Regions from separate parts of the Homo sapiens genome. Here region 1 is linked to region 2. The links are chromatin loops, found by intact Hi-C in ENCODE. Cell type or tissue: dorsolateral prefrontal cortex. All regions are shown on one strand. Each heading gives the region's core, and the rest is flanking DNA. Links, peaks and the distances in the headings are about the cores only. Region 1 has its middle 110 kb from the start of MIR548BA. Region 2 overlaps NRXN1 (neurexin 1).

Region 1 (2,924 bases), core at 239-2,738, 1.5 Mb before region 2:
TGGCTCACGCCTGTAATCCCAGCATTTTGGGAGGCCGAGGCGGGCAGATCATGAGTTCAAGAGATAGAGACCATCCTGGCCAACATGGTGAAACCTTGTCTCTACTAAAAATACAAAAATTAGCTGGGCGTAGTGGTGCACCTGTAGTCTCAGCTACTTGGGAGACTGAGGCAGGAGAATCGCTTGAACCCGAGAGGTGGAGGTTGCAGTGAGCCTAGATCCCGCCATTGTACTCCAGCCTGGTGACAGAGCGAGATTCCGTCTCAAAAAAAAAAAAAAAAGTTAAACTAGAGCTTAGAGTAGACGTCAGGAATGGATATACGGATACTATAGTCAAAATCATAAATGTGATAGATTGTGAAAATAAAGACAAAAAAAGACAGGGAGCCCCAGGTTATATCCTTGGAGGATACATACATTGTTGGGAGGCATGGGGAGACTAAAAACTAGAAGCATTATCAGAGGTGTGCAGGTCTAAGAATTAAAAATGGGAGAGGCTTTTAGGATGAGTACTTTGTCAACGGTGTTAAGGGCGGCAGAGAAGCTCATGGTGATTGTGTTAAAAAATGATTATAGAGTTTTGTGTTTAAAATATGTATATTTGTTTACTATGATGGTAGCAGGTTCCATAAAATAATGAGTAGTGGGCAGAATCTAGATTGCTAAAGGACCGTTCAATGCTTATCTAAGATACTTCATATTATTTTTTGTAGCTTATAATAGATGTTCAAGAAATACTTGTTTGGGAGTGAAATCAACATTCACATTCTTTTTAGAAGCAGCTATTTTTGTTTGGAGAGTACTTTCTGATACTGCCTCTGGAACAACTTTAATGAAAGTAGAGTCCAGCACTTACCTGAAGTTGTGATTATCTACAACCATCTGCAATGTGGTTCATCTCTAGTTTTCACTTGGAGCCTCACTGGATGTCAAGCTGCAGGCTGCTAAGAGCAATCAGCTGGGCAGGTAGAAAATTATGTGTATGTGAGTCTAAGTATATTTATATTGACCTGGTAGATGCCTAAATCTCAAAAGAATTTTAAAATTATGTCATGTTTTATGTAATGGAAAATTATCAATTTTATTTGTAAATTATTTCTGGAAGTTTGCTGAAAATAACATAAGCAGTGGCTTAGCCCATAGGCTTGGGGTTAGATGTGGGGGGTGCAGAGAAGAATCTGATTTACTGTGTAGCCTGTAGTTACTTGATTTCACCACTAGATGGTGATCTTGTATTAGCCTGGCAAGCTGCCCACTAACAAAGGGTGGCATACAGTCGACTGCAGGTGGTTGAAACCTATTACATTGACATAGAGAAGCTTTTTTGGTGTTGTGAAATGGTTGATACTTGAAGTAATAAAAATTAGGGAATGTTAGTGTCCTTCTGACTATACAGACTATGATGAACTGAGAACACTTGAGTACCTGGTTAGAAACCTACAGTGGGGGAAATGGGGAGAATACTGTCTTAGGAAGCACAAAATCTGCATTCTAGTTCACCTGTTGCTGCTTGTAGCATATTTGGGAAGTCATTTTCCTTCCAAGGGCTTCAGCTACTTCACCTGTAAAATGGGAGATGATGATATCTACCTTGTCAGCGGCTGTGCCAGTTTTCCCCAAGACCTTTTCCTGTTCTTTTAGTGGTGGGGAAAAAGAGGTGGAGGTGTAGTGTGTCTACAGTAGGAGAAGAAAGAAGGCACTGAGGAATCTTGGTTGGTCTTGGTCTACTTTTTTTCTAATTTTAACTTTCTTCCTTGGTCACGTGGATGGAGTCTTAGTAAAAGATCTTTCTCTCACTGGGAGAACCGGGAGTGAGAGTCTTTGCTACAGACTGAGAGTAGAGAAAGGAATAGAGGAAAAAACTGAAAGGGAAAATGTTCTATAAAGGCATTGTGGGGTGTGTGTGTGTCTGCATGTGTGTCTAGAGCCACAGAAAGGTGAAGTAGAAGATGTTCATTGTTGGGAATTCCATTATTATTATTGATTAGTTGAACCCCCTTAGTTGTCACTGAAGCCTCATAAAAAGCCATGATGATGGTCTTGTGTTCCAATTTTACAGTTGAGGGACATAAGGAGGGCTTATGATACATCTTTATTCAATGTTAAGGCCTTATTTTCAATCTGAGAGTCAATATAATAAATAATGGCAGTGGGTTTTATTTCATGCTTAATCAAAGGGCCTTGTATGAGGGACATCTTAGCCAGTTATGCAGAAATAAATTATTTGGCTTATAAATTGATACTATTTTACTAGGAGAAAATAATGTCCTTAGTGGGGTAAATTTCTTGGAGGCTCAAGTTATAACTGTTTTTCTCAGTTTTTCACAGGATGCTTTTCAAATGATAAATAGCCTTTGGCAGAGAAAAGGAATTTGATTCTGTCCTCTCTAATCCAGAAATTCCATAATGGAGCCACAGAAAGCGTCTTGCTCGGTTTCAGAGTAATTAGTGATTACCCAGAATTACTTGAAGGAACTGGATTGTATCCTTTCTGATAGGAGAAGCCATGAAAGACTTTATCCTAACCATTCTATATCTTCTTATTAGAATAGAATAGAATCAAAATAGATGAAGATTTGATCTTTCCTGGAAGGAAAGGAACAGCTAAAGAGAGACGGGAGTTTGAAAGCATATGCTGAGAGAAAAAAATGAATTAAATTATGGCAGGAACTGTACCCTATAGAGGATATGGTTTTGTGACTGTCTATTCACTCCTCTCATGAGTTTCTGCCTTTGAGAAATTTTCGTTGTTTTGTTTGTTTTGAGATAGGGTCTCACTTTGTTACTCGGGCTAGAAATAGACTACAGTGGCATGATCATAGCCCACTGTAACCTTGAACTCCTGAGCTCAGGTGATACTCCTCCTGCCTCAGTCTCCCAAGTAGCTGGGAATACAGACATGTACCACAACAACCAGCTAATTA
Region 2 (2,924 bases), core at 135-2,634:
AGTCCCTGTTGAGTTGTTTCTGATTAGGGACATTTAAGTGGCTTCGTAGCAGGATGAACAATAGCAGGCAGTTGCCTTCAGGGTGAGATTTAAGGAGGAATACTAGGAAGGTTGAGGAGGAGATAAATGGGTGATGATCCTGGTAAGAAGGAAAAGGGGCAAGATCAGAAGACAATGAAGACAATGCCAGAGCTCAAAATCCTTGAAGGAGTTTTGGGTTTGAGAGGGAGAACAGAGGAGGAAGAAAGGACAAAGTACTGCCTGGGCTGACCTAGATGTGGCCCATAAATAAATCACTGTACTCAGTTTTATGTAGTTTTGCTAGGTGGCCACCTGAGGGCACTCTATGCTACACAGCTAGGAATCTTTAATTTTCCCCCTATCAAGTAAACTATATATATCCTCAATTTGCTGAAGGATAAACTTAGCTAATGCTTTAAAGAAGGGTACTCATTGAAGGTGGGGGCCAAAAGCAATTCTTCCTCCCTATTTTTTCCCTCAACTAGATTAATAAATGAGCAAGACTGACCTCAATTTAAATCCCTGGGTAATTGCAAGGATTAAATACAGTAACTTCAGTTAAATCTATTTAGCATTTAGTAGGCACTTAATAAATATTAGCTCCCTCCCATATATATGCACATCCTAACATACAAATTTGCCAAATACAGGAACAAGAGAAGGAACACAAGGAGGAATCGCACCAACCATTTATCTCTCTAAAGAAGGCAGGGCTCAGAAGTCCTAAAATGAATACAAAGCTAGGCTAGGAAATCATTCCAGAGAGCAAATTTCTGCTGCTCCTTTCATTGCATGTTGCTGCTTGTACATAATAACCAGAGGGAATAGAACACAAACAGCTGGGAAATAAAGATGAAAGCAAAACTGTATCAGCAGGAAGAGACACACAACCCCCTGAGAATCGAGCGGTGTCATGAGAGATAAGCTGAACAAGGCCAGCTGCATGGAATTTATCTTCTGAGAGAAAGATCATTAGATTCCTACCCATTTCTGATCGTTTCTATTGGAGTCAAGGTGGAGAATGAAATACATGAGCCCCAGTTTTCAAAGTTCTACACTAAAGTCCTGTTCCTATAATGAAACAGAGCCACGGACAAAAGAATGCATCACTATAAAAGCCAACTGTGGAATTTTAGATGTCTGAAAACAAAAGAAATTCTACTTCCCCTTGCAAACGGAGCAGGTTGAGGTTTCCCCAACTCCCGGGTCCTATGCAGCATGTTTTGTGGCCTTCTGCTGCCCTCTAGTGTCTTTTTAAGGTATGGTAAAACATAAGGAGGATAAAAAAAATTCTCCTAATAATCCTAACCAGCCAACAATGTGACTTCAGCCCAGGGCTGGTAAAACAAACAAAAAAACAGTAACATTCTGAAATAAAAGCAAAACCAGGATTTATACAAAAATTTAAAAGTGAGTTAAATTTGGCCTCAACATAGATCTTGCATTATTTCAGGACTCTGAAATAATGGCATCTCTATCAGTCAATGCACTTTAAAAAGAAAGATGCCTGTTTTCTGTGCATCTCTCTCAAATGATTACTGCCTTGGTTGGTCTGAGATAGGATCCAGAAATATGAACTTCGCAAACACCACAACATGATTCTCAAGTAGCTAAAGTTGGCTGACCTTCTTTTGAGAAGCACCAAAGATGGCTGCAATGACTCTCAGCAGGATGGAGAGTAAATCTGATGTTTTCTTTAATTCTTTAAGAATACAATCTATTGACCAAAACAGGTCAACTTTCATTTTTCCTGCAGCTCAGTGCTACATGATTAGTATGCAAAGAAAATACTGCTGTCCATGTCTGAGCGAAGAGTTCATGTAGAAGTTCTCCTTTATGAATAAGTCCCTCTAAATTCCAGCAGGCATCCAGGTGGAAAAAAGAAAAAAATGCCTCGTTGCTCTTGCTCACCCTTCAAATATCCCTCAAACATTACTGCTGCAAAAAAGCCTTCCAGGTGGTCCCAGCTTGGTTTCAATGCCCCACTACAGCTCCACAGCACCTAAAAGTGCTGTCCTTCTCTGTCCTATAAGTGCTCCCTCAACGCCAGTGTTCTCATAGAGACGGAGAGCTTTGCATTGCAGAAACCCTGTTGTCCTCTTTCCAAAGTCAATGCTCCATAAATACTCATGCTCTGGCCAATGCCCACAGCCACCCTTACCCAAAGTGGTGATGATGGGAGACAAGACACATCAGGCCCCACAGCAGGCTGTTCTCAAACTCCCTCTAGCTGATGGTGCACATGATAAGAGGCACCGTGGGATGACTGTTGCCATCGGATCACATACCCAATTTGTTAGCTCAAACTTGGACTAATTTTAGAAACTTGCTCTTACTTTTCTGCAATGCAGAAGGTATTATTCTATACTAATGATTAGCCCCTTCACATGGGAAATTCACAAACAATTTTAATTGTGCTTTTTAAAAAAACACAAGTACACTGAGAGTTCATTACTATATATCTTAATACTATGTAATATGCCATTTTTAAGTTCATACTTACAGTGTTTTTTCTTTATTATGGGCAAAGCCTGTTTTATCTTCAGAGTTATCCATCACTTAATGCTTTAATAAAAATAAACTCTGAAGTACTTAGGTGTGTAAGTACCCCCACCAGAAAGAATCCTAGTCTACAATCTCCTATTACCTTCACTTCCATTTGTTAATGAAAAATAAGCAGATATTTACTTCTCAGGAGACAGTGTCCTAACTATCTGAAGAAATACAATCCATTGTCTCACACGGCTTCTCTGGACCCTCAATGTGTAGGGCTGTACATGCCACATACTTCAACCAATTATAAACTGCTTTTTTTTTAGCCATTTTAATTTCCAACAGAGTATCCCTAATTTCCAGTGAAGTTCACTTATACTTACTGACGTCTCACCTACACAAACAGGGCA

What was found. Hi-C counts contacts between places; a loop is a spot of excess contacts. Peaks named below come from ENCODE experiments on the same cell type or tissue, not always from the same donor. Only the 100,000 strongest peaks of a DNase experiment are listed, where the experiment ranks them.
Region 1: a loop joins it to region 2, with 5 times the contacts of the local background. A loop is called at or near these places in 35 of 110 quality-filtered maps.

Annotation. Positions count from the first base shown.
Region 1 is chr2:48,945,440-48,948,363 of GRCh38, forward strand. No RefSeq gene overlaps it. Among named protein-coding and RNA genes, the nearest start is that of MIR548BA, 110 kb to the right of the region's middle. In dorsolateral prefrontal cortex, for the core only: CTCF peaks have their summits at 1,215 (motif pointing right) and 1,417; a DNase peak (open chromatin) is centred at 1,242.
Region 2 is chr2:50,491,402-50,494,325 of GRCh38, forward strand. The region is part of intron 15 of NRXN1 (neurexin 1); the gene reads right to left. Among named protein-coding and RNA genes, the nearest start is that of MIR8485, 200 kb to the right of the region's middle. In dorsolateral prefrontal cortex, for the core only: CTCF peaks have their summits at 317 (motif pointing right), 1,258 (motif pointing left) and 1,457; a DNase peak (open chromatin) is centred at 1,240; H3K4me3 peaks cover 881 bases; H3K27ac peaks cover 1,489 bases.